Linked DNA regions of Homo sapiens: region 1 is linked to region 2. Evidence: chromatin loops called from intact Hi-C (ENCODE). Cell type or tissue: mammary epithelial cell. All regions are shown on one strand. Each heading gives the region's core, and the rest is flanking DNA. Links, peaks and the distances in the headings are about the cores only. Region 1 has its middle 43 kb from the start of PRRX1. Region 2 overlaps PRRX1 (paired related homeobox 1).

Evidence for each region. Hi-C counts contacts between places; a loop is a spot of excess contacts. Peaks named below come from ENCODE experiments on the same cell type or tissue, not always from the same donor. Only the 100,000 strongest peaks of a DNase experiment are listed, where the experiment ranks them.
Region 1: a loop joins it to region 2, with 2.0 times the contacts of the local background. A loop is called at or near these places in 1 of 110 quality-filtered maps.

What each region holds. Positions count from the first base shown.
Region 1 is chr1:170,613,131-170,629,185 of GRCh38, forward strand. No RefSeq gene overlaps it. Among named protein-coding and RNA genes, the nearest start is that of PRRX1, 43 kb to the right of the region's middle. RefSeq lists an enhancer at 5,771-6,970. In mammary epithelial cell, for the core only: no CTCF peak of the experiment used is centred there; a DNase peak (open chromatin) is centred at 10,231; H3K27ac peaks cover 1,089 bases.
Region 2 is chr1:170,700,895-170,716,949 of GRCh38, forward strand. The region is part of intron 1 of PRRX1 (paired related homeobox 1); the gene reads left to right. Among named protein-coding and RNA genes, the nearest start is that of PRRX1, 45 kb to the left of the region's middle. In mammary epithelial cell, for the core only: no CTCF peak of the experiment used is centred there; a DNase peak (open chromatin) is centred at 7,287; H3K27ac peaks cover 1,932 bases.

The DNA of each region.
Region 1 (16,055 bases), core at 8,962-11,461, 85 kb before region 2:
GTTCCATTCTCCCCTTCACTTTCAAGTACACCAATCAAACAAAAGTTTGGTCCTTTCACATACTCCCATATTTCTTGGAGGCTTTGTTCCTTCCTTTTCATTCTTTTTTCTCTAATCTTGTCCTCACAATTTATTTCATTAAGTTGATCTTCAATCTCTGATATCCTTTCTTCTGCCTGATCATTTCAGGTATTGATAGTTGTATATGCTTCCCGAAGTTCTCACGCTGTGTTTTTCATCTCTATCAGGTAATTTATGTTCTTCTCTAAACTGGTTATTCTAGTTAGCAGTTCCTGTAACCTTATATCCAGGTTCTTAGCTTTCTTGCATTGGGTTAGAACATGCTTTATTAGCTCAGAAGAGTGTGTTATTACCCACCTTCTGAAGCCCACTTCTGTCATTTCATCAAACTCATTCTCGGTCCAGTTTTGTTCCTTTGCTGGCAAGAAGTTGTGATTCTTTGAAGGAGAAGAGGCATTCTGGTTTTTGGAATTTTGAGCCTTTTTGTGCTGGATTTTCCTCATCTTCATGGATTTATCTACCTTTGGTCTTTGATGTTGCTGACTTTTGGATGGGGTTTTTGTGTGGGCATCCTTTTTGTTGATGTTGGTGCTATTGCTTTCTGTTTGTTAGTTTTCCTTCTAACAGGTCCCTCTTCTGCAGGTCTGCTGGAGTTTGCTGGAGGTCCACTCCAGACCCTGTTTCACTTGGTATCACCAGCAGAGGCTGCAAAACAGCAAAGATTGCTGCCTTCTCCTTCCTCTGGAAGCTTCATCCCAGAGGGTCACCCACCAGATGCCAGCCAGTGCTCCTCTGTATGAAGTGTTTGTCAACCCCTGCTGAGAGTCATCTCCCAGTCAGGAGGCATGGGGGTCAGGGACCCACTTGAGGAGGCAGTCTATCTCTTAGCAGAGCTCAAGGGCTGTTTTGGGAGATCCACTGCTCTCTTCAGAGCTGGAAGTCGGGAACGTTTAAGTCTGCTGAAGCTGCACCCACAGCCACCCCTTCTCCCATGTGCTCTGTCCCAAGGAAATGGGAGTTTTATGTATAATGCCCTGACTAGGGCTGCTGCCTTTCTTTTGGAGATGCTCTGCCCAGAGAAGAGGAATCTAGAGAGGCAGTGTGGTTACAGTGGCTTTGCTTAGCTGCAGTGGGTTCTACACCCAGTTTGAATTTCCTGGTGGCTTTGTTTACACTATTAGGGGAAAACCACCTACTCAAGCCTCAGTAATGATGGACGACCCTCCCCCCACCAAGCTTGAGCATCCCAGGTCAATTTCAGATTGCTGTGCTGGCAGCGAGAATTTCAAGCCAGTGGATCTTAGCTTACTGGGCTCCATGGGGTTGGGATCTGCTGAGCAAGACCACTTGGCTCCCTGGCTTCAGCCCCCTTTCCAGGGGAGTGAACGGTTCTGTCTCACTGGTGTTCCAGGCACCACTGGGGTATGAAAAAACTCCTGCAGCCATCTCAGTGTCTGTCCAAACGGCCACCCAGCTTTGTGCTTGAAACCCAGGGCGCTGGTGGTATAGACACCCAAGGGAATCTTCTGGTCTATGGGTTGTGAAGACTGTGGGAAAAGAGTAGTATCTGGGCAAGATAGCACCATCCTTCACTGCACAGTCCCTCACAGCTTCCCTTGGCTAGGGGAAGGAGTTCCCCAACCCCTTGCACTTCCCCGGTGAGGCGACGCCCCACCCTGCTTCTGCTTGCCCTCTGTGGGATGCATCCACTGTCTAACCAGTCCCAATGAGATGAACTGGGTATCTCAGTTGGAAATGCAGAAATCACCCACCTTCTCTATTAGTCTTGCTGGGATCTGTAGACTGGAGCTGTTCCTATTCAGCCATCTTTGATAAAGAGGGGGCTGCATTTAAATCTATGTGTCTCCTTCAGCAGCTATGTGGAGTGTGCTATGCATTATGACCTGTCTTCTTCTCATGAGCTGATAGGCTCTCCTCAATTGATTATTTTTCATCACAAGTAAACTAGTTATTTAAATATTTCAATTTACTATAAGCCTACCCTATAGTAGAAGGTGAAGCAACCTTTACAAATAAAGGGCTGGCCCTTGTTGAAGTACCATGTGAAAACCCTCCTGCTGTGAGCTATTCTTTTCCAGTCCTGGGGACAATGAAAGTTCAACCTGCTTTGGTCCTCAGTTCTTTAAGGTCAGAAAACCAGGCACCTTCAATGGAATGAATGCCAATCTTCTTCCAAGGATCTATGCTGTTTTAGAAACAGAAACTCTTTTTCAAGATCCGCAGTCTTATAATCTTCACCTTGAGGATCTCTGTTTGATCTCCAGGTTCTCCCAGACTACACAGAGAAAAAAAAATCCCTATATAAGTTTTCTCCTTTGAGTCCAAAGTCCAAAACTCCTTTGAGTTTTGCCAGCATGAGAGTGTATCAATCAGCTTTAGTGGTCTTGAAGCTCAGAAAGCAGAATAGACCACGGTTGAAAGAAGAGGGAAAACAAGCTACATTCAAGTTACCAGTTTGCTAGAAACTTCCTACTATATTTGTAGAAATTATTGAAATTGAGAGGACACAGTAAGAGAGTGATGGGCACTGTGACATAGTGGGGCACTCCATCCAATTATTGCCAAGTGGGAAGGAAGACCTTGTGTTGCTACATCTCTCCATTTTTTTCAAGAAAAATCATAAATCTGGAATTTTATTTAATATCTTTTCTTTTCAAAATATTGAAGATTTGTGGAATTGTTTTTGCAAATACTGTGTGAACCAAACCAAACTTGTCTTTAGATTGGATTCAGCCTGCAGCATCCTAGGTTAGGATCTCTAGAGTAGATGGTATTTTGGATAATAGATGGACATCTCTAACTTTTAAATTCTGTATTGATATGGTTTGGCTCTGTATCCCCGCCCAGACCTCATCTTGTAGCTCCCATAATTCCCACATGTTGTGGGCAGGACCTGGTGGAAGATGATTGAATCATGGGGGTGGGTCTTTCCCATGCTGTTCTCACGATAGTGAATGGGTCTCATGAGATCTCATGGTTTTAAAAATGGGAGTTTCTCTGCACCAGCTCTATTTTGCCTGCTGCCATCTACGTAAGATGAGACTTGCTCCTCCTTGCCTTCCACCATGATTGTGAGGCCTCCCCAGCCATGTGGAACTGTAAGTCCAATAACCTTTTTTTTTTTTTCTAAATTGCCCAGTCTTGAGTATGTCTTTATCAGCAGCATTAAAATGAACTAATACACATATGATGGAAGGCAACTGTCATGCTTTCTCCTTAGGCAAGTTCCTTGGAAACAGAGGCATGTCCTCTACTTAGTTTTTTATTGCCAAATGTTCCAAGTATAGCAGAAAGTAGACACAGGACGTTTCGTAGGTGTTTGTGGAATGAAGAAAGGCAATGCTTGGTGCCAGTGTCAGAGACTAATAGGTGACTGGTCTGACTTTTGTGAATATAAACAGTACTGCAGTAAAGGAAGCTACTAATGTGGCAACTGAAAGTGTGAAGAGAGATGAGATATAGTGTCATGAACAAAAAAATTCCCTGAAATTGATTTCAATTAAGGTAAGCAGAATATGAAAGTATGTGCCTTCTGCAAAACCAGAATATTTTCAAAACTTTCAGCTGTCCAACTTACCTGTGGCACGGAGCTAGCTGAACGATGAATCCTGCTTAATGAGGAATACAAGAAGTTTTGTCCCAACCATGAGGATTTGAAGATTTTATAGTATGACAACCACCTGTATGCAAAGCTTTGTCTCCTGTGGTATAACCTGAAGATGAACTCAAAACCATGAATTTTCATTTTTTTCCTATTTGCCATGCTTCTCAAAGAGTCTCTTGTAGGGAAAGGAAAACAATGAAATCATTATCCTATATTTTGCAAGCACAGAGTCTGAATACTATAATAGTGAAGAAATGATTGCCTGGAATAACAACTCAAATGTGATTTCAAAATATGAGAGAGAAAGGCCAAAAACAGAATTTGAATTGCAAGCCTACTTAATTGTTGATTGGGCTCTAATGGTCTGTTCACTGTACTACTGCCTATATGAACATGAGCCCTATTCCTAATTACAACCCATTTTTGTTGTTGTTATCTAGATGACATCAAGATGTGTGGGATTAAACAGACAGTGCCATGCATACTGTGTAATGATTGTAGCAAAATGCCATGTTTTCTCAAGACCGTGGAGAGAGAGTGATTTCCTCAGTCAAAATATCAATGGCTAGACTTTCAAGGCTGCTACCATTATACTGTTGTCATTCTGGAAACAACAACAACAACAAAATATCACTCTATTGAGTCAACAGACTGTCTTGAGCTTATCTTCAAACTCATATTATTTTACTCTGTAATTTCAAAATTTTTATTAAGTTTCTCTCTGGGAGAGTTTGAAACATGAGTTTTAAAACAGATTATTATTAACATCAGACTACTGAGTTCACTTATAGGAATATAGAGAAATAACACTACACATTTATATATAATCTGTCTACTTTCAAAGAAAGGATTTGAAGTAGGCTCTTCAGAGTAAATGAGCTAAATACAATCAGCTTTTTCTGTCTGGAAATTCAAGAATCTAACGAGTGCACCCAAAGAATGGCAAACATAGCATTTTCTTCAGGACTGTCACAGTGCCCTGCTTCCAAAGGATACGACACGCAAAGAGTTCACAGCTGTGCTGTCATCGCAAGTTTAAATTTAACACTGGTGATATCATAACCATGGAATATAATTTTTTAAAAATATCACAGCTGAATTTTTAGATTACTTAGTATCATTAAGAAGTGAGCTCCACCAGGCTTGATAGAGACTACTGACATTTAAGAGCATACAATGAAGGAAATTTATTTAAAAATCAGCTGTGTCACATACTGTGTTAAGACTTTCATACCTATGATCTCACTTAGCCTCACAACAACCCCGTGAGCTAAGTAGCATTATTCTTATTCTGTACACTAGCAACTTAAGATTTGAAGAGGTTAAATACCTTCTCCAGGATCACACAGATGGTAAATGACTGAACAAGGAGACTCACCCAAGTCTTCCTGATTCCAAAGCATGTGCTCTTTCCATTACACACGGAATGTTGGGAATTCAGATTATATTTCGTTTTGGCCTAGGTTAGAGACCTGCTCTGGACATTTCTCAGGAGTCAAATAAAATAGAGGCTAATGAAAACAGCAAATTCATCTCCTAACAAAGGCTAACACACCTCAGTAGCAAAGGACAGGGTCTCACTAATGGAATAAAAATTATGACATGACCAAATACTCTGTTCTCAGCCATTCCTTCTCATAGATGCAGTGATCTCTTAAAGTCCACCGCAAGTGTTCCTTCCTATGTCCTTTTTTTAAAAATAAAATTATTTCTCTGGGAGACAGGAAAGAATCATATATGAGATAAATTCACACTCAAGTGCTTAGTGACTAATCTTTCTTTCTAAGAAGAAAGGCAGTCAACACATTTTTGGTGTGTGAAGATGATGTGGCTGAAAGCAGAATGGAAATCTGGAAAGGAAATGAAAGAACACTCTGTCTTTTTCACTTTCTGCTTAGGTCAAGTCCTAGACACAGTACTTGGAAAAAGAAGAGAAAAGGAGATTCTGGTGTTGTTTTTTTCTTGAGTAGTCTGGAAACTTGCAATGGGTCAAATTTGCAGTCATGTTCTTGATTTGAAAGATATCTACCTGAAGATAATCGTAGTTTTAAACATTTTATTTTAAATGTTTTAATTTAAATGTTATTTTAATGTTAAAGCATTGGCATCAAGGTTTTTTCTAAATCCTTTGCTTTTACAATTTTAGTGGTACTATACATGAAAGAAACACTTTGAAAACTTAGGAGATTTCGTCCTTTCATACTTGCGAATTTGACTTTTGAACTATCATTAAGTCTGAAGTCCAAATTATGGAGTTGACTAAGACTGATACTAGATAAAAAAGTGTGCAAAACCATGGGATTAAAAAACCTAGTGAGTTTTTCTGTGTCATTGACGTTCCTGCTTAACTGAGTATTGGAGAGTATTACATAATTAAACATAGGATGTACCACAGATCTTAAAAGTCAATAACAAGATTCCAAGCACTGTCCATAGTTGGTAAAACACAAAGTTCCACTTTAAAACAACATTTTTCAAAGCCTCTCAGAAATTAGTCTGCTCTCAGGAAGTCCTGCCGAGGGCCGTCACAATGAGACAAGCTTATGGAGCTGGCAGCCATCTTGTGCAGTGAGAGACGAAGTGTCTGGCTCTGAGCCAAGGAAAGCCAAAGTGATCAATATTACATCCTGAAAGCACCAATGGATCCTTTGTCCCAGAACTAGCGCTTCTGGGAGATGTGCCAGAAGATTCACATGTGCACATATGTGCACACACAGTAACATGATGATTCAGGAAATTCAGTCATATGGGAAGATCAAAAGCACAGCAGGATATTCCTGTGACTCTGGCATTGGTCAGCAATACTTCAACCTCCACATCCAAATATGAAGGCAGCTTAAAGAGCCTGCAGATGGAAGACAAACAGAAACTTGAAAAAATGTACTAAGACGGCTTATTTTTCTCCTGTTGTCCTTACACCTACCGTGAATACTCTGGTGCCTTGCCAGTCACTCCTGCACCACTTTGAAGTTTGAGTCTGTCCCTGAATCCTACAGAGTGGATGCCAGCCTGGCCTGATCTCACCTCTTTAAGCCTTCTGCCTCCAGCATGCTCACAAGTGTTTGGAACATGTATTGGGGATAGAGGGGAATATGATCCCAGACCCAGGTCCAGAGGGCTACTAGAACATGTCATGTGTCTGGCATTGAACAAGATCACATTGCCAATTTAAAACCATCGAAGTGATCTCAGTTTTCTTGGGAAAGAAAAAAGAAAGACCATGTGCCTGATGAAAGAACAATGAAAATATAACTTACACACATAAATATCATCTGCCTGAAAATCCAGGCCATATTTGGGATCAGAAAAATATATTTTAAGTGGATAGTATTAACAGAAGGGCTTAATCAGGCACTCTTGCTACTGTTGTCTTTATGGATAAATTTTAAGGACAGGTGGAGTCAGGCAGGAAGTAAATATTCAATTTAGAACATTTTCCTACATTTAATATCTGCCTCTCTCATCATGTTTGCAATTTTTACAGTCTTTGTTATGAATAGCTTCTCATCACATTTCTAAGAGGGAGATCATCATAATTACAACCTTATGTTATGGCAGAGCAGAAAGAAGTGACTTGGCAAAGGTCATGTGGCAATACAATGTCCTAGACAGGAAGGGAACTGATATATCTGGAAACTATTGTGAGTTGTGCATTCCAGTGTGCATGGCAGAAAGCAAGGCTCAAGTTGCTGCAGCCAAAGCTTAGAGCTTTTTCTGAAGCATGAGTGCTTGGTATAGGTATCACCAAAAAGAAAAAGAAATTAAACTTTAGTAGTATTAACTTGAGCAAAATCCCACTGGAGAAATTTCCAAATTACTGTTACTATTATGGGTATTAGGAGTAAGACAGAGAAAGGATAAACTGCCCTTTAATAATAGAATATTTGATTTGGCATTTAAATGGTTACAAAATCTACTCTTTGGCAACAATTTACCCTGTGCAAAAGTGTTATATTAATTCAGGTAAGGATGGTACCTCCTTCATGAGACTCTCCAGGGGTTCTCTGTGTTCTTGTATGGTCCACGTGGCTATATAATCAGCCAACACATATCCTAGGATGCTGCTTTGCAGTAGGAATTAGATGCTTAAATAATTTTAGAAATGAAATATCATGAAGTCTATAATTTCTACACAATGAATGAGTCATTTGCAGATCCTTATAGTTATTCTTTTCCCACCAAAAAGTTCAAGAATAAAAATCCCCTATCTCCCACCATAACATCAACAAGAATAAGATTGAAAACTCAGAAGAGAGAAACAAAGAGATTCATAGTTAGTATTTTTTCAGAAAATACATGTTTCCCAGTAAGCAAATCTCCTTATAAATATAATTGATTAAAAATGAAAAAAAAAACTCTGAATTTACTGTATGAACTTTGGAATATTTAAAATGGAGAAACCAAGAATTTTCTGTAATCAGTATTAAAATTCTGACATATAGAAGTAAAAATTTAAATAACAAGGTATAGGACAAGACTTTTATTTGATACAGGAAAGGTCTTACTGGAGGAGAATATGACCCAAACTGGATAAGGACAGACACATCTTCCTTGGCCAGATCTGACAAGTGGCTTTTCCCAGTTGTCTCACAAAAAAGAATTACATATTAATAACCCATATGCTTTATGTTTCTAATATTTAAAAAAGAGGTGATTGTAAAATATTTCAAACAACAGAAAATAGTACACTATCACCAGCCATATTTTACATGGTTTAGTATCTTATCATATTCGCTTTAGATCTAATTTTTTGTTGCTGGGCGCGGTGGCTCACACCTGTAATCCCAGCACTTTGGGAGGCCAAGGCAGGCGGATCACTTGATGTCAGGAGTTTGAGACCAGCCTGGCCAACATGGTGAAACCCCATCTCCACTAAAAACACAAAAATTAGCGGGGCCTGGTGGCAGGCGCCTGTAATCCCAGCTACTTGGGAGGCTGAAGCAGGAGAATCGCTTGAACCTGGAGTGTGGAGGTTGCAGTGAGCCAAGATCACACCACTGCCCTTCAGCCTAGGTGGCAGAGTGAAACTCCATCTGACACACACACAAAAAAAGACCTTCTTTGTAAGAAAGAAGACATAGCAGATATATTAATATTTGAAGGGTACAATAGAAGACAATCCTCTCCTGCAATTCCATTTCCTTTTTTCTCTCCATGTTAGTACCTGAAATTGGTGTGTATTTTGTTGTTGTTTTTATACCTTACTACCTGTAGATGTATCAGCAATCATTATGTAGTATCGTTTGCACATTTTAAAATTTTACTTAGATAATATTATGTTGTTTTACATTTTTGTATGATTTTACCCTACCATAGTTATTAACATTTATCCAAGATAGTATATACATATATATATATCTTCTAATTATTGTAACCACTAAAACTAGTCTACATATGTATATGTGTGGGATGCCATTTAATGATAGTTCACTATTATTACTTTTCATTGTTGTACTTTTTATTTTGCATTTCCTTGATTATAGGGAGATTGATTTCCTTTACTGTGATTTCTCTTTTCATATCTTTTGCCCATTTTTCCCACTGGATTGTTTGACTTTGTGAAATTAATTTCTAGCAGTTTATAATATATTCTAAATGTCATTTCTTTGACAATTATATGCCTTGCAAATAACTTCTCTCTACTATGTCTCTTTAATGATTTATAGACTGCTGTATATAATGGCACATCTCACCTCAATTCCTTAAATCAGCCTCATCCACTATACATAGTTGATGCCAAAAAGGAAATATTACAGCAACTTCACTGTGCTTTTCTATCAACCTCATTCTTGTTCAACTTCAGTTATACCTTGCTTCTAGCCCTTGGCTCTGTTTTTCTTTGGCCTCAAATCCAATCTTTTGTATGACATTTGAACTTGCATATCCAAGTTTTTATATTCTGTGCTTCCTGAAAATGTTGTTCAGCACTCAACCTTTGTCATCTCATCTTTTTCCTTCTTGTGTAGATTCTCTGGATCTTATATAATTTATATCCCATGCTTTCATGATTGTGATAAGCTAGATCCTTTGGTCTAGCATTGAAATTTCTCTTAAATGCTAAATCTTTAATAAATGAATTTGTTTTCTTCAGACATATATTTCTATCATAGATCATCTTATTAATGTATTTTATGACTTCTTTATTATCTGTTTCCCTCCATTCCATCCTCCTACAAGAATGTAAACTTTATGAGAGCAAGAACTTTGTCTTTTCACCACAGTATTTTCAATAATTTTTGAATGCAAAAATGAATCCAGATAATGTTCTTTGCATGATTTCTTATTTTTGGAAACCCAGCACAAGTCTTTCTAACTAAGGTTCTATACCGTTCTCACATCATAATATGTAGCTAGTCAATCTTCATTAATTATTTTTGTTGTAATTTCGTTATCAGAGCACCTTTGATAAGTATGGCAGTTTTAAAACATGACTGTAAATTATTTGTCATTTCTCCCATAAAGAGGTCCGATTTGTGTACTCATTCTTGATTTGGGTGAGTTTGTGGTGCCACAGGATTTTTGAGACTGAGTCATAAAAAGTCATGCAATTTGCACCGTGTTTGCTGGAACACTTGCTCATGGAATCCTGAGTCATGATGTGATAAGTCCAACAGCATATCCTGAGGCCACCATACTGTGAGGAAACCCAAGCCATATGGAGAGGTCACATGGCAACATGCAGATCACATAGTCACATGTAGGAGTTCTAGGTGACAGTCCCTGCTTAGCCCAGGCTCTGATTTATTCCTGACCAGTTCCCAGACATGGAAGAAGCCTCTAAATGATTCTGTCTCTCAATTGTTCAAGTCACTCCCAGTCATTTAAGTCTCTTTAGCTGAGTCCACATATACTATGAAGCAAAGACAGAACATGTCCACTGTGCTCTGCCTGAATGCTAAATGCTACCCTATACAAAAAGGATGCCAAATTAATTTTGAGGCCAAAATTCTATTATGGTAGAGTGAAAAGACCAGATAAACCACGTTTTAAATTAAAATGTATAACCAAGCTGACAATAATTTGGATTTGTTGCAAACTAAAACTCCACCTTAATAGATCAACTATCCAAAGAAAAAAATCTTGTTTTCTATACTTTTTGGCTATTATCACAACTCAAAGTGATAGAAGAAAAATAAAAAATTGAAGACTCCAGCAAATATGTTTCTAAGATATCTGATTTGAACAAATCATCCTGGAAGAATACTTTATAAATTTAACCATCATTACAATACCCTCAAGCCCAAAAGCAGTCTAGAGCTTGGGTAATGTTGGCCCAAGAGTTCATTATAATGATGGAATCTATTGCGTCAATACCAAAATCCCCAGCAAAGACTCTTAATATATAAATGGATGAAGGTCAGTACAAATGAACCCATATTCAGGACACTGTCAGCTCATGCTTTACATATCACTCAGGGGCATTTTATTCTACTCATTACTGTCTTCTTAAAGCTCTCCTCTCCTTGGGAATCTGTGACACTATTCTAGTGGTTTTCCTGCTCCCTATCCAGGTTTTTCTTCTAAGTCTTCTGTGGACACCTGTTCCTAATGCTACTGCAAGCACTGTCTTCAGCTGTCGGTTCTTATCAAAGTCATTCACATGAGTGGCCTAATCTACCATATACATGCTGACGACCTTCACATGTCTACCTCCAATTCAGATTTCTCTTGAAGCTAAACACATAATCTGCCCCCTTGGACATATTCCCTTAAAGATAGAATCTTCTTTCTCCCAAGGCTGGCTTGCTGCAGGTGTACTGGTCAAAGCCTAGGAGCCACCCTACCTCTGGCTATGTGTGTTGACTTCAGACCAGAGTGAATGTGCATGGAATCTAAGACACATTTCAGGGCCTGATCCTGGACTGGACATGGCTGTGGGTCCAGGAAAAGGCTGGGTCTCCAGTAAATTTTAGAGGATCAACAGGAATTTTGAAAGCTATCTACAAGGCTTCTTGTAGAAATGCCTAGCTTGATGGCCTATGGAAGCTTTAATGTTTTCAGAAATTGACTTTGTTCTTAGACTGCAGGCTATATGACAATTTTGTCTATTTTGCTTAACATTGTATATCCAACACTTAACAGATTGCCTAATCTAGGATAGGCAGACAATATTGACTGAAGAGATGAATGTATGAATCAATGAGTGAATGAAATATTCTCAGAACTGTTTTCCTCCCAATATTCCCTGTTTTTGGAACGGTGACATCATCTCTTTCCATTTTCCCAAGCCAAGAACCTCAAAGTCATCCTAGATCTTCCTCTCCTAGCCCTCACACGACTGTTTGATCATCAATTCTGTCAATTCTACTTTCTGACTATCTGCCCCTCCTCCCCATCCCCATGACCATTGCCTGAGTTTATCACCAACCTCTTCATCTTTTACATGGCTATCAGAAAGGTAATTCTAAACACAAGTGCCACTACGTCACATCCTACCCAGCTCTGCCACTGAGCTGAATGACTTTGGACAAGTTACTTAACCATGCTGAGTCTTGCAGCAGATTGTGAGGCTTAAACAAATTAATAAAGGTAAGCTATTTAGAACAGAGCCTGGAATAAGGTAACAGTCAATAAATGTTACCTAGTGCTTTTGTTATTATAATCCACTATTCTTCAATAAACCTGATTTGTCTACAGAAAAACAAAAACAAAGGCCAGGCACGGTGGCTCACGCCTGTAATCCCAGCACTTTGGGAGGCCAAGACAGGCGGATCCCCTGAGGTCGGGAGTTCAAGAGCAGCCTGGCCCACATGGTGAAACTCCATCATTACTAAAAATACAAAAATTAGCTAGGCATGTTGGCGCATGCCTGTAATCCCAACTACTCAGGAAGCTGAGATGGGAGAATCACTTGAACCTGTGAGGCAGAGGTTGCAGTGAGCTGAGATCACGCCACTGCACTCCAGCCTGGGCTTCAGAGTGAGACTCTGTCTCAAAAAAACAAAAACAAAAACAAATAAACAAAAGTCAATCCCTTTGCCAAGCATGTAAGACTTTTCTTACCTGACTTCCACTGGTCCAGCCTCATTCCCCACTCTTTTTCTCTAAATGTGGGTGATACCGAATCACTTTGCATTTTCTTTTCTTTTTTTTTTTTTTGACTCTGTCCGCCAGGCTGGAGTGCAGTGGCATGATCTTGGGTCACTGTAGCCTCGGACTCACAAGTTCAGGAGACCCTCCCACCTCAGCCTCCTGAATAGCTGGGACTACAGGCCTGTGCCACCACACCTGGCTTTTTTTTTGGGTAGAGACAGGGTTGCACCATGTTGCTCAGGCTGGTCTGTAAGTGATCTATCTGCCTCGGTCTCCCAAATTACTGGGATTACAGGTATGACACCACCCCTGGCCACTTTGCATTTTTGATACATGTCATGCTTCTTTATACCTTTGCATACACAGTTATCATCCCTTTGTAAACTCCTCTCACATTTAAATTTCAGTTTTAATGCTGTGTCCTCTAATGAACTTTGCCTGACATCTTTAAAGTCAGATGCTTCCCTGAAAGTGACACTTAACTTGTGTATATGACACTCATGTATTTCAGCTCACTGTATTAGTAAATTTTCAAGCAGCATTTCTCTAGCTTTATTAAATTGTATACTTCTTTTGGGGAGAAATAATTCTTTTTAACTTTGTTCCTTTTTTCTATTAATAGTAATAGAGTCTAACATTTAGCATACATTCAATAATTGTTTGTTGAACAAATAAAGCACCCTATTATTAAACCATTAGAAATGACATATTATTGATAGGAAAATAATGTATTGAGTAAATAAAAAAATCCTTTAGAATTTATGATTCTCTTCTGAGAAAAACTTTAGTTCTGTATATTTAATGATTTAAGTAGGTAAGCTCATCTTTTGAAGACGATCCATAGTTAATGGTATTTTACTGTCATATGTTTCTTCTCTAACACTCTGCCTTTCTTTTTCTTTTTTTTTTGATGGAGTTTCACTCTTGTTGCCCAGGTTGGAGTGTGCAATGGCGTGATCTTGGCTCACTGCAACCTCTGCCTCCCGGGTTCAAGCGATTCTCCTGCCTTAGCCTCCTGAGTAGCTAGGATTACAGGTGCCCGCCACCATGCTCGGCTAATTTTTTTGTATCTTTAGTAGAAACGGGGTTTCACTATATTGGCCAGGCTGGTCTCGAACTCCCGACCTCGTGATCCACCCACCTTGGCCTCCCAAAGTGCTGGTATTACAGGCGTGAGCCATTGCACCCGGCCCTGCCTTTCTTTATGTAGATCCAAGTATCTATCATGTCATGTTTCTTCCTTCTGAAAAAATTCTTTTAACATTTCCTGCAAGGCAGATCTGCTAGTGACAAATTCCTCAGTTTTTACTTGTTGGAGAAAATCTTTCTCTTTTAGTTTAGAAGAATGAAGAATTCTAGACTGGTGGTTTTTTTCTTTTAATACATTAAATATTTCACCTTACTCTCTTCTTGTTTGCATGCATTCTGAAAATAAGCCCAATGTAGTTCTTTTTTTGTTTGTTTTTCTTTATTTCTTCTAAAAAAAAAACAAAATGGGATACATGTGCAGAATGTGGAGGTTTGTTACATAGGTATATGTGTGCCATGGTGGTTTGCTGCACCTATTGACCCATCCTCTAAGTTCCCTCCCCTCATCCCCCACCACCAAAAGGGCCCTGGTGTGTGTTGTTCCCCTCCCCATGTCCACGTGTTCTCAGTGTTCAACTCCCACTTATGAGTGAGAACATGTGGTGTTTGGTTTTCTGTTCCTGTGTTAAGTTGCTGAGGATAATGGCTTCCAGCTTCATCCATGTCCCTGCAAAGGACATGACCTCATTCCTTTTTATGGCTGCATGGTATTCCATGGTGTATATGTGCCACATTTTCTTTATCCAGTCTATCATTGATGGGGGTTTGGGTTGGTTCCATGTCTTTACTATTGTAAATAGTGCTGCAATAAACATATGTGTGCATGTGTCTTTATAGTAGAATGATTTATATTCCTTTGGGTATATACCCAGTAATGGGATTGCTGGGTCAAATGGTATTTCTGGTCCTAGATCCTTGAGGAGTCACCATACTGTCTTCCACAATGGTTGAACTAATTTACACTCCCACCAACAGTGTAAAAGCGTTCCTATTTCTCTACAGCCTTGCCGGTGTCTATTCTATTGTTTTCTGACTTTTAAATAATTGCCATTCTGACTGGCGTGAGATGGTATCTCATTGTGGTTTTGATTTGCATTTCTCTGATGATTAGTGATGTTGAGCTTTTCTTCATATGTTTGTAGGCTGCATAAATGCCTTCTTTTGAGAAGTCTCTGCTCATATCCTTTGCCCAATTTTTGATTTTTTTTTTCTTGTAACTGTAAGCTCCTTGTAGATTCTAGATATTAGAACTTTGTCAGATGGGGAGATTGCAAAAACTTCTCCCATTCTGTAGATTTTCTGTTCACTCTGATGATAGTTTCTTTCACTTGCAGAAGCTCTTTAGTTTAATTAGATCCCATTTGTCAATTTTGGCTTTTGTTGCCATTGCTTTTGGCACTTTTTTCATGGAGTCTTTGCCCATGCCTATGTCCTGAATGGTATTGCCTAGATTTTCTTCTAGGGTTTTTATGGTTTGGGGCTTTACATTTAAGTCTTTAGTCCATCTTGAGTTAATTTTTGTATAAGGTGTAAAGACAGCGTCCAGTTTCAGTTTTCTGCATATGGCTAGCCAGTTTTCCCAGTACCATTTTCTGAATAGGAGATCCTTTCCCCATTGCTTGTTTTTGGCAAGTTTGTTGAAGATCAGATGGTTATAGATCTGTGGTGTTATTTCTGAGGTCTCTGTTCTGCTTCATTGGTCTACATGTCTGTTTTGGTACCAGTACCATGCTGCTTTGGTGACTGTAGCCTTGTAGTATAGTTTGAAGTCAGGTAGCGTGATGCCTCCAGCTTTGTTCTTTTTGCTTAGGATTGTCTTGGCTATATCGGGGGGTGGGTCTTCTTTGATTCCATATGAAATTTAAAATTGTTTTTTCTAATTCTGTGAAGAATGTCAATGGTAGTTTGATGGGAATAACATTGACTCTATAAATTACTTTGGGTGGTATGGCCATTTTCACGATATTGATTCTTCCTATCCATGAGCATGGAATGTTTTTCCATTTGTTTGTGTCCTCTCTTATTTTCTTGAGCAGTGAAGAAGTCCTTCACATCCCTTGTTATCTGTATTCACATCCCCTGTTAGCTGTATTCTTAGGTATTTTATTCTCTTTGTGGCGATTGTGAAGGGGAGTTCATTCATGATTCGGCTCTCTGCTTGCCTATTGTTGGTGTAAAGGAATGTTTGTTATTTCTGCACATTGATTTTGTATCCTGATTCTTTGCTGAAGTTGCTTATCAGTTCAAGAAGTTTCTGGGCTGAGATGATGGGGTTTTCTAAATATAC
Region 2 (16,055 bases), core at 5,906-8,405:
CAACATAGGGAAATCATGATCATATCACTTACCAGCACTGCATTCCTGAGAAGTCTATTTTTCTGAACTCTTGAAATTAGGACAGTGACATAGTTTTTCATAGGGCTGTTATGAGGAATAAATGAGGTAAAAATCCACTTTTAGGAATGAGTAATACTGCCTTTATCACCCTGCTCTGTCCATTACAAACAGTATTTTTCCACTGGTCAAAATGTGTATTTTTCCATCAAAATCTAGTGCAATTAGTTCCTCTTCTTTATGACTCATCTATTATCTCATCTATTAAGTTACAGTTGATCCTTCCTTTGCATCACAGCTTTACAATATATATCCTCCATTATCTTACATAACTCATTTTTGAAGTTACTTGCTTATATATCTGTTTTTCTTCACTAAATTTTGAGCTCCTTGTGGGAAAGATTGACCTTTCATACTTACCAGCCAGTACTCATCACCAGTAGTAAGCATATATTACATTAAATAGAAAGAAAACACAACATAGGAACTCTGAATTGTGATTTGTCATTGCAACTTAATTTGAATTCCATGGTTTAAAGGCTCATATAATCCTTGGGCATGAAATCAGTTTAACTTGTGGGCATCTGATCATTCCATTTCTACTCAGGCCAAATGTTTTGCTTGTTTTGTTCAAGAATTACAAATTTAGAGTTTATGAAATTTTATTTCCAAAAACTATTAAGAAGTAGAAGAATTTTTTTAAGGAAAGATTTTATTCGAAAGGGTTATTGCAACAGGGAGAATGCTTCAACTACAAGTTTTACAAATGTCCTAAAGTCAGACAGAAAATATATTTTATTATATTATTATTTTTAATTGACACATTGTAATTGTACTTGTTTATACAGTACAGCATGATATTCTGATACATGCATGCAATGTCATGATCAAATCAGAGTAATTATTAATAGCATATCCATCATCTGAAACATTTATCTTTTTTTGTGTTGGGAACACTCAAAATCCTCTTTTCTATTTGAAGATATACATAAATTATTTTATAGTCACCCGATAGCACTATAGAACAACAGTCCCCAACCTTTTTGACACCAGGGACCGGTTTCATGGAAGTCAATTTTTCCATGGATGGGGGAAGGCGGGGGGAGGGGGCGAGAATGGTTTTGGAATGAAACTTCCTCCTCGGCTCATCAGGCATTAATTTAAATTATCATAAGGAACCTGCAACCTAGATCCCGCGCATGCGCAGTTCACAATAGGGTTTCTACTCGTATAAGAATCTAATGCTACCGCTGATTTGACAGGAGGCGGAGCTCAGGCAGTAATGCTCACTCACCTGCCTCACACCTCCTGCTGTGTGGCCCTGTTCCTATCAGGCCACGGACTGTTACCGGTCCATGGCTCTGGGGGTTGGAGACTAGAACACTAGTTGGAACTAGAACACTAGAATTACTCCTCTTATCTAGCTGTAATTTTGTATCTGTTATTAACCAACCTCTCCCTGTCCTCCCCTCCCCTCACCCTTTCAAGCCTCTAATAACCACAATTGTACTCTCTACTTGGAAGAACTTTTAAGAAGTGGGTTTGTCGGACTCCTCCCTATGGAGTTGGCAGTGCTGTACAATGGGTGTGTGTGCAGGCAAAGCAGATCCATATCTCTGTTAACAAATGTAATTTATAACAAGTAAAAAGAGAACTATTCAACTTAATTTCTTTAGAGTGAGGGTAACTAGTTCCCAGGATTGAGGCTTTTACCCGTGTTCATGTAAGAACGTATCACATGTTTTCCATTCTTCTATCACATGAGCACCCTCTAAAGGGTAAACGCTCAAATTTAAAATTTTAGTTTTATGGTACTTAAGGCAAAAAGACAATATAATGTGGGTCTCCCATAAATGGCAATAGCAGAGTGTTTTTAAAACTTGGAAAGTGTTTTTTAAAACCCAGAAAGCTAGGTTGCAGCATTTCAATAATTTACGATGTTGGGTGAAATGGATGGGTAGATCTATGCAATTATCTTGCTCTCATTGGCTTCGTGCATAATTAGATTAATGCTCCCACTATTCTGAGAGGGATTTATAACCATTTGATCAAGAGAAGAACAGAAATATCTTGCAGGCTGGAACTTCAGTTTGCAAAGCCAAATCAAATGCTCAGAGGCATTTCTTTGAAGAAAACATCTCTTATGAAAATCATAGAATTGCAATCCAATCATATCAAGAAGTTTATCTGTCTATCTAATTTAATTTCTGGGTTAAAATTATACCCAATACACTGCCACGAATTCCTATCCATTTCTTAAAAGTTCTTCCACTTCTTAATAGTTTATAGGAAGAAAATTTTATAACCTCTGAATTCTTTCAGGATCATTGGTTCTACGAATGTCAAGTGTTTCAGAACTTGGGCTCTGTAGCCAAACTACCAGATGTCGTCCATTGTGTGCCCTGGGCCTGGATGATCAGCTCCCTGAGCCTTGGTCTCCTCATCTGCAAGACCTCCTAGTGTAGTGAAATACAAAATGGTCCATGCAGAGCACTTAACAGAGGTTCTTAGCAAGTAGTTAGTACTTAATAATTGTTTGTTATTCAGAAATATTTATTAAGTACTTACTTGGTAAATCATATTGACTTGACATTACATTAGTTCCTGGAAAGTATATAGCAAAAGTACAAAATATTGTCTCTGTCTTCACAGAGTTTATAATAATAATACATTATATAATAGTGTTTTTTTTTTAAGTCATCTTACTTGAACCTCACAACAACTCTTTAAAGCATTTAGGACACTTTCCATTGGTATTTTACATTTTATTTCAGAACTTGGGCTCTGTAGCCAAACTACCAGATATCAGCTGCATGCCCTGGGCTCAGGCAAGATGAGTGAGTTTGCTGAAAGACAGTGAGTGACAGGTCTGGCTCTCAAGGCTCTGTCTTCTAATTAATGTCATTTCCAGTCCATGTCAGCTCTTCCCCCTGAATACGTAGTTGAGACCAAAATACATAGAAAACAAAGAAGACATCATGAAAATATACAGCCATGTCCTAAATTGTGTGAATCGAGCACTAGCTCAGAGTTAAGGAAGGAGAATAATTAATGTGGCCTAGAGTACTGGGAAAAGCAAAGCAAAAATAAAAATTTTAATTAAAGGTAAAACTAATCAACTTACCCACTGACCATTTTTATTCTGAAATATAACTAAACATTGATTTCCCCAAGTGTTAAACTAGATAAATATAACTTTGCTTAGTTTTGTTAAAATTTATTAAATTAACACTTTTTAAAATTAAAATTGTATTGTGTCCTTTTGTTATACTATAAACACATTTAGAATATAAATGAAATAACATAAGTAAGTGAGGTGTTTTATGATCTTTGAAAGAAAGGCCTATATAAACGCAACCTCTCAACGCTGGGAAGTTATGAACACAATTAAGTTGCTCTCTCATGGAATTCTGTTCTTTCCAACTACACTGAGAATAAAGTGGGGGACATAGATTTCTACTTATTTTTCTAAAGTTCAAGAATCTCTAAGCTGTGGTTAACTTTTGGCATGAGACCACAAAAAACACACTCCAAATATTCATCATATTCATAGGTTAAGTAGGGTACACAAGATGTAATTGATTTATTGGCCATTGGTCACTGCAGTCATCGTATAGGCCTGAATGCAAACTTGCCTTCTCAGCTGTATTGTGTTCTTAAAGGAACCTTGAGAAGCAAGATAGACTTTGGAAAGTTGGTGTCATACATCTTTCCTGTTTCCTGTCCTTAGCCTCCACAAATGATGATCTTGGAGAAACTCAACTTCATGAGAGTCTTTGTTGGAACAAATAAAATGGTAAATAGATTTTCCCCAACAGATCTGCACCTGGTGTGTAATAGACTATACCCAAAACATTTCCAAATCTTCAATATTAGTCTTTCACACTCAGTCTGGAGAATAAATTTTTCTTCTGGATTCTCTCCTTTTGGAAGGGGCATCATCTTGGGATCAAACTAACAGGCCTAGATTCTGTTGTTACTGGATGCTTTGTGCCATTATTTTTCCAGCCCTGACAAGAAACTGCTCTTCTAGAGGGACCCATAAAACTTACCTAGTGGCTTTGGTCTGAACTTTGAAATGTACACTGCAAAGAGTTCCAAAGGCACACATGTTATTTGGGTCCTAGTGGAATGGTCTCAATATATAAACTCTCACAATGTAATGGGAGAACATCCTTAGTGATTCACCTTAAATGTACCCCATTCTTTTTTTTTGTCACCACTTTGCCACTTTCCTGCTCCATGTCTGCATTACGTAGCAATTTAAGACCTCATTTATATAGCTCATGGTTGTGTCAACCAGCATAATCTGGCAATTCACTTCACTAGGAACCTTACATCCTCTGCCTTGGTTTATTTAAATTTTAGACATTATATATACATATTTTTGGCAGGTTCTCACTCTGTTGCCCAGGCTGGAGTGCAGTGGCACAATCATGGCCTCAGTGCAGCCTCAACCACCTGGGCTCAGGTGATCCTCCCACCTCAGCCTCCCAGGTAGCTGGGACTACAGGAGCATGCTACCACACCCAGCTAATTTTTGTTATTTTTGTAGAGACAGGGTTTCGCAATGTTGCTCAGGCTGGTCTCAAACTCCCAGGCTCAAGTGATTTACCCGCCCTGGCATCCCAAAGTGCTGGAATTACAGGTGTAAGCCACCTCTCCTGGCCCTGAAATATCTATTTAAAATATATATTTTTTGTTTACTGCTAAGTTCAGCAGGCAGTGATATCATGTGACCTATTGTCTGGGAGCTCCTACCAGAAACTACTATGTCAAAGTGAGCTAGCAGATACAGTTAGTACTGTACTAGGTAATGACAGTAAGTCTCAGCAGTTTTAGTGGGCTACGTAGAGAACTCAAACAAGTAAAACTTTTGCATTGCAAGAAGTTGTTCCTTCTCATGTGAGCAATTGAATCTGCTTCTAGTTCTCATGTTTCTAGCACTGCTGTTACCAGTTCAATTTTGGGTTCTCTGGGCTAAGTCACACATATACCCACATAGACACACACACACACACATACACACACACACACACACACACACACACACACAAACATTTTATGAGAAATTATGCCCCCCACCCTTAAATGTTAGATTTTTTAAAAACTCTGGAACTTTATAAATAGTTTTTCAACAGTTTTCTTTGGTCTCTTGTTAAGTATTTGAATACCTGCTAAATCTGAACATTATCTTTAAAAGTTATCTAAAAGAAAATAAGCATTCATGCAATGTTGAAATAACCCTGATATCTGCAAATATCATTACTAGTGTTATTTAAAAATAGTCAAAGACATTGCAGATTTGACCACAGGAATGTATATCCATGGAATTACACAGTGTCTAGTTAATCCATTGTTAAATTTATAGATTCCAAAAATGGAGGTAATTAGCAATTAAGTATATTATTCTTTACTATATACCTCTTTGAAGGCACAGATGTATCTATTGGTCAAGTACTTGAAGAGGAGTTTGTAATTTAAAATTAGAAAGAGTTATTAAAAACAATTTAATACTATGCCCTTTTTCAACAGCAACAGTAATAGAAACCTAGATTGGCAAAGTTACATTCTCAAGATCACATGACTTTTTTGGGCCAGAGACAGAGAACTCATGTCGTCTGGCTTCTGATCCACTGACGTTCCCCCGTACCCCATTATATAAAGTTGACTTCTCATACATTTCTATGAAAAAACTTTACTAACATTGAATTGCTGAAAATGTGGGAAAGAGTATAAAGTTATAATTGTATAAATTTGGTCTGGGGCTATGATTAATTAGAGACAAGTTTTGATATAAAAAATGGGTTCTCTCAGGTCAAGAAGTTACCTATATTCGTATCACTTGGTGACCACCTACACTTCATGGCCAGAAAAGCTTAGTGCCATTTGGTCTTGGGAAGACCTGAGACTGGTGCTCAAACCAGAAGTCTCAGCAGGGCACAGTGGCTCACACCTGTAATCTCAACACTTTGGGAGGCTGAGGCAGGAGGATTGCATGAGACCAGGAGTTCAAGACTAGTCTTGGCAACATAGTGAGACCCCAAACCTAGCAAAAAAAAGACTGCTGGGCATGGTGGTGTGCAACTGCAGTCCCAGCTACTGGGGAGGCTGAGGCAGGAGGATCACTTGAGCCCAGTAAATGAGGTTGGAGTGAGCTGTGATTATGCCACCGTACCCCAGCCTGGGTGACAGAGTGAGACCCTGTCCTTAAAAAAAGGAAAAAGAAAAAGAAAAAAAAAATACCTGGATGTCTCTAGGAAAGAAAATTGTAATAATCCTTCTAGTCAAGAAGCTTTCTCCTCAAACTAACAGATCTGTAGTAAAGGAATAAGTTTAATGATATCATCAGGGAAAGTATGACCACTACAACTAAAAAGCCCTAGTATGGAAATAACCAAATAGAACAAAGTGAAGGAGCCCAGCAGGGGTCTGCAGAACACAGCTGAATAGCAAGAAAGGAAAATATTTCCTTTTAACTCTCTTGTTGGCCAGATAAAAAAAAAAATTAAAATGTAGCTTAGAATGTCCCCACCTTTGCCCAAATCAGTTACCATGCACACATCTTCTTTAATTGATTTAATGCAAACACTGTGTTTATAAAATCTGATTTTCTCAAATCCTTTCTTCCATCTACTCATCCAACCAGTATATGTTTTCTATAAGAATCTCCTGAGTCTATGAAATTTTCATGTTTATTCCTAGGATGCTTTATTTTAAAGGTGCTGACTTCTGAGTAAATTAACCACATAATTATACCCTGTGCCATTTTAATCAAATAGATTAAAGAAAAGAAATAAGAAGGCTTGTCAATGAAACTTTTACCAATTGTTGGAAATGCTCTTGCAGTGGAATTAAACACTAGTATATCCAGTTTGTCCTTGTTCTTGGTTCAACATATTACTATCAAAGTCCTTTTTCAAAGTAATTTAAAAATTGGAAAATTTTTAGAAATAGGGAAAACCTGAAAAAAGACCCAAGGTTATATGAGGAAATATATCTGTAATTGTCATGTAAGTCATATTGGAAACAGATGCCAAGGAAGAGAATGACCCAGATGGTGATTAAAGAGTCATTGTCCTTCCTTAACCTTGATTATCTTCCTTTTCTGGTTATCATTTTATGTTTAATCAATACAACTTTTTCTTAGGTCTTTCCTTCATCCTACTTTCTTCCTGTTATGAGTTGAGCAGTGTAAATTCTTCTTGCCAGATTTCAGATGATGAGGATTTGGAAGTGCTGGTCACGACATGAGTCACAGTGACACACAGATTACTCATAGATTTCCACTCCAGGCAGACAGAATGACTATTAACAAGGACTTCTTTAGGGCTGTTCAACAACAGGGGACATGATTCAATGGAATAAGATTATTCCACATGAATTTTTGGGTGTTTTACCCAAATGTAACTTTTTTTTTTCTCATATGACCTTAGTGCATCGGCTTCCTTACTAGTTAAAACAGTCGCATATCCTTGGAGAGGAAATCACCATATAATTAAGGCTTAGGTGTGGTTGACAGGCCGTAATGTTCCTGTATATTGGAGAATGAATTAGCCAGGCTTTTGCCCAAGCTCCTTTGCCAGAGAAAGGGAACAGAAAACACGGTGACTGGAAATGACTAACTAGAAGAAAATACAACCTCAAGCTAAATATGTTTTTTGGAACATAGAAATAACTGTATCAGGTCAAGCCTTTTGAGACTTCCTTTGTCTTTTCTAGGAGCAAGATGGTCAATAATTCCATATGTATCATCATTATCAAAGTCAAACATTTACTGAGCACTACTAAAAGGTTTAGGGCTCTATTCTACACACTTTGTTCACCTGCCTTCAAGGCTTACTTTCTAATCAGAATAATTACTGCTGCAAAGTCATTCACTGAGAAAGTGCATGAGAAACCTGCATAACACTTGATCCTGGAATTTACATGCCTTACAAAAATGCAGTAAGCAGGAAATTTTGTGTGTCAAGACCTTATTACAGAAACTGATCCCTGAAAGAGTGGTCAGGTTTGGTGGCTGAGTGTGAATGGACCAGGTTGTTCAGAGTAGGCACTTTCACCAAGCAGAGTCTAACATATTAATTTAATAATTCTAAGAGAAGTACCCAAAATATGGAAGACTAATGTCAGGTGCCGGGATAGCACAGTTAACAAGTCAGGTAAGGTGCCTACCCTCATGAAGCTATATTCTAGTGTGAGACAATCAACATAAATAATTACAGACTGTCATAAGTGTTATAAAGCAAATGGTTAAGATGCTGGATGAAGAATAGTGAGAAGACTACTTCTGGTTGTTGATCACAGAAGGTTCCTACAAAGAACTGACAGGTCAGCTGAGACTTAGGAAAGGAGAAGGGGCCATTAATGTAAAAGTTAGTAGGTATGGGTAAGGTCTGTGATGTGTTATTAGGCAAAGAAAGACAAGGTCAGAGAAAAGTATAAATGAAAAGGACAAGAAAATTATGTTTTTATCACCATTAGCAGTACAACTAGAGTGGAGTGATTGGGTGAGAAATAATAGATCAGCTGAGAAAAGGATGCTAAGCTTCAGGTATGACAAAGAGAGGCCCATGCAGTGTTTTCTAACCTTGCACTCTCTTTGGTATATCTGTCCTCCTTCCTGGCCCGTTCCTGGCTCTGATGGTCACCAAGTGTACTGGAATATTTTTTTTTTCTACTATTACTTTACTTGTCAAGTGCTTTTGACTTCTTTCTCCAGATCAGTTAGAAAGTAAGTATCTTGAAGTGCAGACAACATACAACATTTCTCTCTACTCAGAGCATCTCATCGCTTGGCATGTAGGTGCTCAATAGATATTTGTTCAAATGAATGAATAAAGTGATAGGGAGGATGCTAAAGTCAAGATTGAATGTAACCATTGTTAGTGGCATCCATTTTGGGATTACCCTAAAATGGTTGATATAGGCAGTGTTTGCAGCAAGGCTGACGCCACTTGACTCATGGTTAAGAGGTCAAGGATGGCAGAGAAATGAAGTATGTAGCTATTCTTATTTCCTTTTAGTAAATTTAGAAGATAGAATAACTCTTTATAGTTATTCTAAAAAACATCTTAGGTTTCTTCTTTCTCTAGACTGTGGTTAGAGGTAAACTAATGTCTTCTAAAGATTCACATTGATTTCAGTCTGGAGTTTATCCCTGCAGAGTGCTGTGGGCATGGAGGAATATGTCAATCATTGAAGCTTTCCTCAGGCCTGGTAATTACATTACAGCCCTTATGCAAGATAAAATCCAGCCTAACTTTTTCTCAAAAAAGTAAAAAAACACACCACCAACACCATCACCACCAAAAGAATATAATTCAGTCATCATGCTAAATGAGCAATTATTGAAAGTTTTTTATTAGGCTAGGCATTGGAAGTGTAAAAACTATCCTATAACTCCACAATGCTGAATTTGAAACAGATCTTAGTCCCATAGCCCAACTTACAATTATGCCAGTTAGGACACTTGAGGGCTAACATCACAGGCTTTCCCAGTAACTCCCCTGAATTAGAATCAAAGTCTCCTTATTTCCAATCCAAAGCCATTTCCACTATTGCTCCATAATACATATTTTACAATAAAATATAAGGAAATGTGTACAGCTAGTTGTCACAATTTGTATCATTTAAAAATATATGTATCACTTGTATCTTAAAGCAGTTGTCATGGACTGAATGTTTACATCCTCCCCAAATTCATATATTGAATCCGTAACCCCCAGTGTGACACTATTTGGAAGTAAGACCTTTGAAAGGTAATAAGGTTTAGATGAGGTCACATGAGTGAGTCCTCATGATGGAATTAGTGTCTTTATAAGAAGAGACCAGGAAGCTTGCTCTCTTTTGCTCTCTCTGCCATATGAGGATATAGTAAGAAGGCAGTTGTTTGCAGGCCAGGAAGCAGGCCCTCAACAGGAACCCATATAGGCCAGCCCCTCTTCCTGAGGCTTCCAGCCTCTGAAACATATTTCTGTTGTCTAAACTACCCAGTCTATAGTATTTTGTTTTGGCAGCCTGAGCTGACTAAGCCAACAACCCATTTTACAGATACAGAAATTGAAAGCTTCAGATGTTAAAGAATGGTAATTTCCTCAAAAAAGTCAAGCTTTAAGCCACTATTTACACTTCGACTTTTCTTATTTTTTAAACAAAATTTGAATTTTTGTTCTTTAAAGAGAATTTTATTTCATCTAAAAAGTATTTAAAAATATCAAGCTTCTTATTTTGACCATTTTAGCATGTTTTCATCTTCAGATTTATTTGACATCCAAGACCAGAGTAACACCAAGAAGAACTTTGATATCCTTTTCAGCCCTCTTCATTTATTCTATATAGTGTTACAGAATTACCTTTGGTTCTATCTCTTACTGTGATGGAAAGCTAATTCTCTGTTATTGTGGCTTTCTCTGCTATAAGCACCTTGTCCTTTTAACACAAGATAAAAAATTATAAGAAAATTCAAGTCATACTTTTGTTCTCATAAGTTCAAATGCCTTGTAGCTGTCTTTCTATCTAAGCAGAGAAGCTCTGCTCCATCACTCCTGTCCTTCTAAGAGCTGAGCTTACTCATTAACTATGTACATCTCCTTCATTCCTGTCTGCTTCCAGTCTTGGTTTTTTAGAACCTGTGCTTACCAGATTTTTCTTTAGAACATTAAAAATTATAACCAAAAAGATAAGGAATCATTGAAAAAGGTGACATATGATGCTTGCCTCTCATGAAAACACTAGTTTCTACTGGTAATGGCAAGATTGATGTTGTCTCTTTTATGAAGTGACAGCAGTCTCAGTGCAAAGGGAAAAAAACCTCAGCAGAAGAAGACAAGAGGATATGCCTCATCCTCAGCTCTGTTTGTAATCCTAGTCAAATTCCTAGTCAAATACCAGGCACTTCCAAGGGGACCACACATCTGGATTATTGCAAGTTTAGAAAGCTTCTAATATCTCAGTCAGAACTCACTCTTTTCCCAGAACTTTGGTTTCTTCTTATCCTTTTGGAATTTACCAAAATAATCAGACATTTCTTTTTAAAAGAGTCACTGAATAAATAGTGAGTAATATGACTCAACTGTTGTGTTTTTAGGCATATGGCAACCAAATTAGTTAACCAAAAGCAAATAGGCTGGGAAATAATTGAATTTTCATAACCTGTCTTTAGCTCTTGGCTTTCTTTTCTTTCCTGTCTTTTTTTCTGAAGCTAATTTCTAGTGAGACTACTTGTTAAAGGTACCAATTGCTTATCCGTCTGAGTACTAGAATCTATTTGCTTTCTAGATTTTTTTTCCAAAATTTGAATTTAAGAAGGCAAGTTGGCTTTTTAGAAAGCCAAGAATTGAATAATAGCAAAAAAATGCCCCAAATGGAACTTTTGGGGCAAACACCTGTGCATGATATATATCCTTGTGCAATTTTGAGTCTACCCTATATCTCAGTTCTTGCTGAATTTTAAAGCTTTTATTCATTTTTCCAGTTTCCTAGTTCTGTTATGCTCTCCATCAAACATGACCGAGCCATATAAACGTATTTGAATGGCTTTCTCACTTTCTCTCCAGTTATTTTGTGATAGAAATCTTACTGAACAGCTAAATAACAACAAAGAGTGAGCAGAAGAGTAAAGGTACAGCAGCAATGGCTTGACCAGCCCATTTTTGAGAACACATTATGGTAGCACTGGTAGAAGTAAAATCCACCTCTTGTCAAATGCCTACTATGTGTCAGCCTATGTGCCTTTTATGCATTTATTAAATTTTCAAATGACCCCAGGATGCAGGTGATCCTACTCCCATTTTATCATTTTGGAAACTGAGGCTCAGACAAGTGAAACATCTTATCCAAGGCCACACAGCTAGTCAGTGGCAGGATCTGTATGAGAACAAAGGTTGTTCTTATTTCTAAGCTGGTTTACTTTCTACTCCACTCCACTTCCAACTATGCTTCCATCCCAATTATAGCTAGTTGGGTCTGACAAAAAGATTCTTATTTTCCCCTTTTTTGGCATCCTGCAATGAATTGAAAAAATGAGTAAACTGGTAATTCATCCATAGAAAAATTGGAGGTAGCTTACATATCTGAAGCCAGAATTTCATGTCTTTATCAAAGAGAGGGTACTCTGTTCAATAATGCATCTCTTACAGTAAGAATTCTAACATATTCATGAATACATTATTGTTATTCGTATTAGTAAATTATGGATTCAGGAATACATTAGTATTATTATTAGTAGTAGTATTTCATGTCTGATTATTCACTTACTGAACATTGATAAGAGCTTCAATTAAATACAAACACAAATGTTGTGCTCTGGAGTTATAGCCTAAAACAGATTCATCATCACACGGAAAATGCCCACATAATGCGGTGGGGTGGGGAGATTTATCAACATAGCCTCAGAAGTAAGTACAGTTCCAATATGGGACTACATGGAAAACCTTGCTTTGTGTTGGATATTCTCAGGGGTTCTGATCAATAATCCTTTAAGGAAAATGTCTTAAGAGAGTTAAAGCGCTTAAGGTGATATGGATTGTGTTAACATTTTTGGCGCTATAGAAAAGTATTTGTTCTATAGAGGTGAAAAGAAATATATAACAAAGAAGCTAAAAACAGTGCAAATCACCTTAGAGTACCTCACATTCTTGAGTGTTTTCTACTTGAAAGGAGGGTTGGCTATATTGAGAAAGTTAAATTTTGAGCTATCTACACAGAACCACTGTTGCTTTACACAGAGCCACTGACTCATCTCTTTGATCAAAACCATGCAAAATAATGTAATTTCACACTTCTTAGAGCATTTTGTTCTCCAGAGAACATATGTCATTTCCCAAATCACATATAAGATGTTTTAATTCTATTTGCTAAGGCTTAGTCTGATACTTGACTAAAAATGAACCAAGTCTATACCAAGATGACAGTAAAGACGACCATACAAAGTTTAGGGGCTTTAGTGGGCTATAGTTCAGGTAGCTGTGCTGTGATAATGCGCAATAGCTGCACAGTTGGGTATTTGTATTGGCAGAGATTTGTTCGCTCTTGATACGTGCTGGGAGTCAATGATGGAGGACCGCTGAAGGGCTATGCTGTTGAGACGATGTGTGTGTGCTGCTAAACTTGGCTTTGGTCATTGTGATGCACTAAGCTCAGTCTATATTGCAACAATCTTCCCAGTTAAGTGACCCATGTGCCATTTATCAGGACACATATTAGAAAGATGCTGTCCTAATTTCAGTTAATGCTAAGTGTAGCCAAAGAAACTCAAATGAATGCCACAGCTCTATTTCACTGCTTTTCATGGGCCTTGCAATAAAAGCTAAACGGTTTTTAGTGGCTTTTGCAATTACACTTCCTTTCAATTTTCCAAAGGTTACGGGGCCTGAACCACACAAATCCCATTAAAGTAAGTAGCTGTTGTGCAATATAAGTTCCTTTGAAAACATTGTTCAATGCCCATAAAATGATCAGCGGGCTGCACTTTAGATCCGCTTGCCTGCCATGCTTTCAACCAAAAGGCAGATGACAAACTTTGATGTGGTAGTTGGTTTCTGCTACTGGAGCTGGCATTTTATCTTCTTGCATCAGATTTTTTCCCAAACTGATGTGACCCAGGCATAGGAAACGCATTTTTCTTCAGATTTTATTCCTAAAATATGTTTTTCCGTACCTTTAAATTACGTTTGGCTGACCAATGATTTGGAATCTCTAAGGTTCCTCCCACAGGATGCAGAGCAGAAGAGGGTGAGGGGTGTTGGAGTTAGCTGAAGCTTGCATGGCAAGAGCAAGGCCTTAGTGAATAGGGATCACCACATGCTGTCAGGTCCCCATGCTTGAGGATGGCACTTTATGCCTTCTTCTCCACCTTCCCTCTAGGGCAACTTCAGCAGCCACATGAGGAGTCCAGAGTGAACTTCATACTAGAGCCGAGGTCAGGGCTATTGTTCTCTTTAACTCATATTTGAATGCACAGAGGGTAGCCTACCTTGGGCTTACAGTCTTCTTTTCTCAAGAAGTTCTTCATATGTATTCTAACATTGTGATCCATTAGAAACACCCATCTCTTTTAGTACCTCTTTCTTGTGTATTTTCTTGGTGGTTTAAGTAATTCATGTATCCTGCAGCCGCTTTTCTAGTAAAAGATAAAAATGAAAGAATAATTCCTACATTTGCAGAGGAATCAGACCACAAGGCTTTTTCCCTCTCTAAATCTGGTGACTATCCTATCTGATAAAGAAACACTGCAAAAGAATTTTTCCTCTGTGGGTAAAACTATCCAGAGACAAAAGACAATGCTAACATAATTACTTGCTATGTATTGTTAAAAAGAATTCAGAAATTACTCAGTCCTTTAAAACTTTAAATAAATCACTAAAATTCTAATATTGTGGGACTGCTTCTATACCATGACATTACTATAACTCTTTCAACTTTTACTGTAATGTAATATGTCAAGGAATCCTATCTCTTTTCTATAGAAATACCTGAATACATTAAGGTGACAAAATATTTACAGAGAAAATATTGAACCATAATTTTTAAAAAGTATTTGATAATATACTAATATATGTATATAAATTTAGAGCCTGAGAAATCAATATGAATTGGTGCTATCAGAAAAGGTTTATAGAGAAGGTAAGATTTGAGATGTGTTTTAGGAACAGAGAGATTTTAAACTGTGTCCTAAAGTGAAAATCATCTCCTATGATTGTGGGAGAAGATAGAAGATGGGGCATACTACTAAGCTAAAATAACCCTGCACTTATTTAATTGATGAAGCAAGGACTTATGGATATCATTGTAAAGAAGAATGCAAGAACATCTGGATCAAAATGGCTTTCTAGATGAGAATGGTTGCATTTTTTAATGGCTATTCTGGTAGAAAGGACAACATGTGATATTCATCGACCCTCTTTCTCAGACCCTCTTTATAACAGCTAGTATGGAAAAATCTGTCTTTCCTATAAATATTTTCCCTGGGGAATGGTTTCCATTTATGTGTTGGATGCTTTGTTGTTTCTCTCTTGCACAGCGTGTATGTTGTCATCTGCACTTAAGAGTGGAATGGAATTGGGAATCCTGGTTTCTTGCTCTGGCTGGAGGTCCCAAGTCCGCATTGTGATTTTGGGCAAGTCACGTTGTTCTTCTAGATCTAATTTAACTCATCTGTAAAATAAGATGGTTGAATTCGACAATTTCATGGGTTTCATTAGATGCCAATATTTTATGACTCATGATCCCAGCAAGACTACACCTATTTATAAGGCTGTTTTGCTTGTTTTTACTAAGAGCAACAATAACTACATATTTTCAGTTTACTCAATCATCAAAAAAATTATAAAATCCATAAACACTTTGGATTTGAAACATTGCAACTTTGATAAAAAATGTATCCATGTAGGCCAGGAGCAGTGGCTCACGCCTGTAATCCCAGCACTTTGGGAGGCCGAGGCAGGTGGATCACGAGGTCAGGAGATCGAGACCATCCCGGCTAACACGGTGAAACCTCGTTTCTACTAAAAATACAAAAAATTAGCTGGGCGTGGTGGCAGGTGCCTGTAGTCCCAGCTACTCGGGAGGCTGAGGCAGGAGAATGGTGTGAACCCAGGAGGCGGAGGTTGCGGTGAGCCAAGATCGCGCCACTGCACTCCAGCCTGGGCGACAGAGCGAGACTCCATCTCAAAAAAAAAAAAAAAAATGTATTCATGTTTCCGCTGGTTATTCTACAACTTGGTGAATCCTTCCCATTTTAGAATGCCAAAGAATGAGATGCATTCTAATATCCAGTTGGATGTCAGTATCTTCAGACAGCATGTTTCAAAATCAACTTTCACTGTAGTTGTTTTTGCAAGAAAAGATGACCCTCTTGGAATTAGTAAAAATACACTGCTTTCTCTCCCCTGTATTCAACCAGAGCCAAGAATCTGATAAATGTGTTTATCACAGGTCCTTCAGATACCCTGCATTTGTAAACCTCTACAGTGTTTATGTTTCCTTTTGTACTGCTGAAGATACTGTGCTGGGTCCTGTTCTGCATTCTTGGGGAA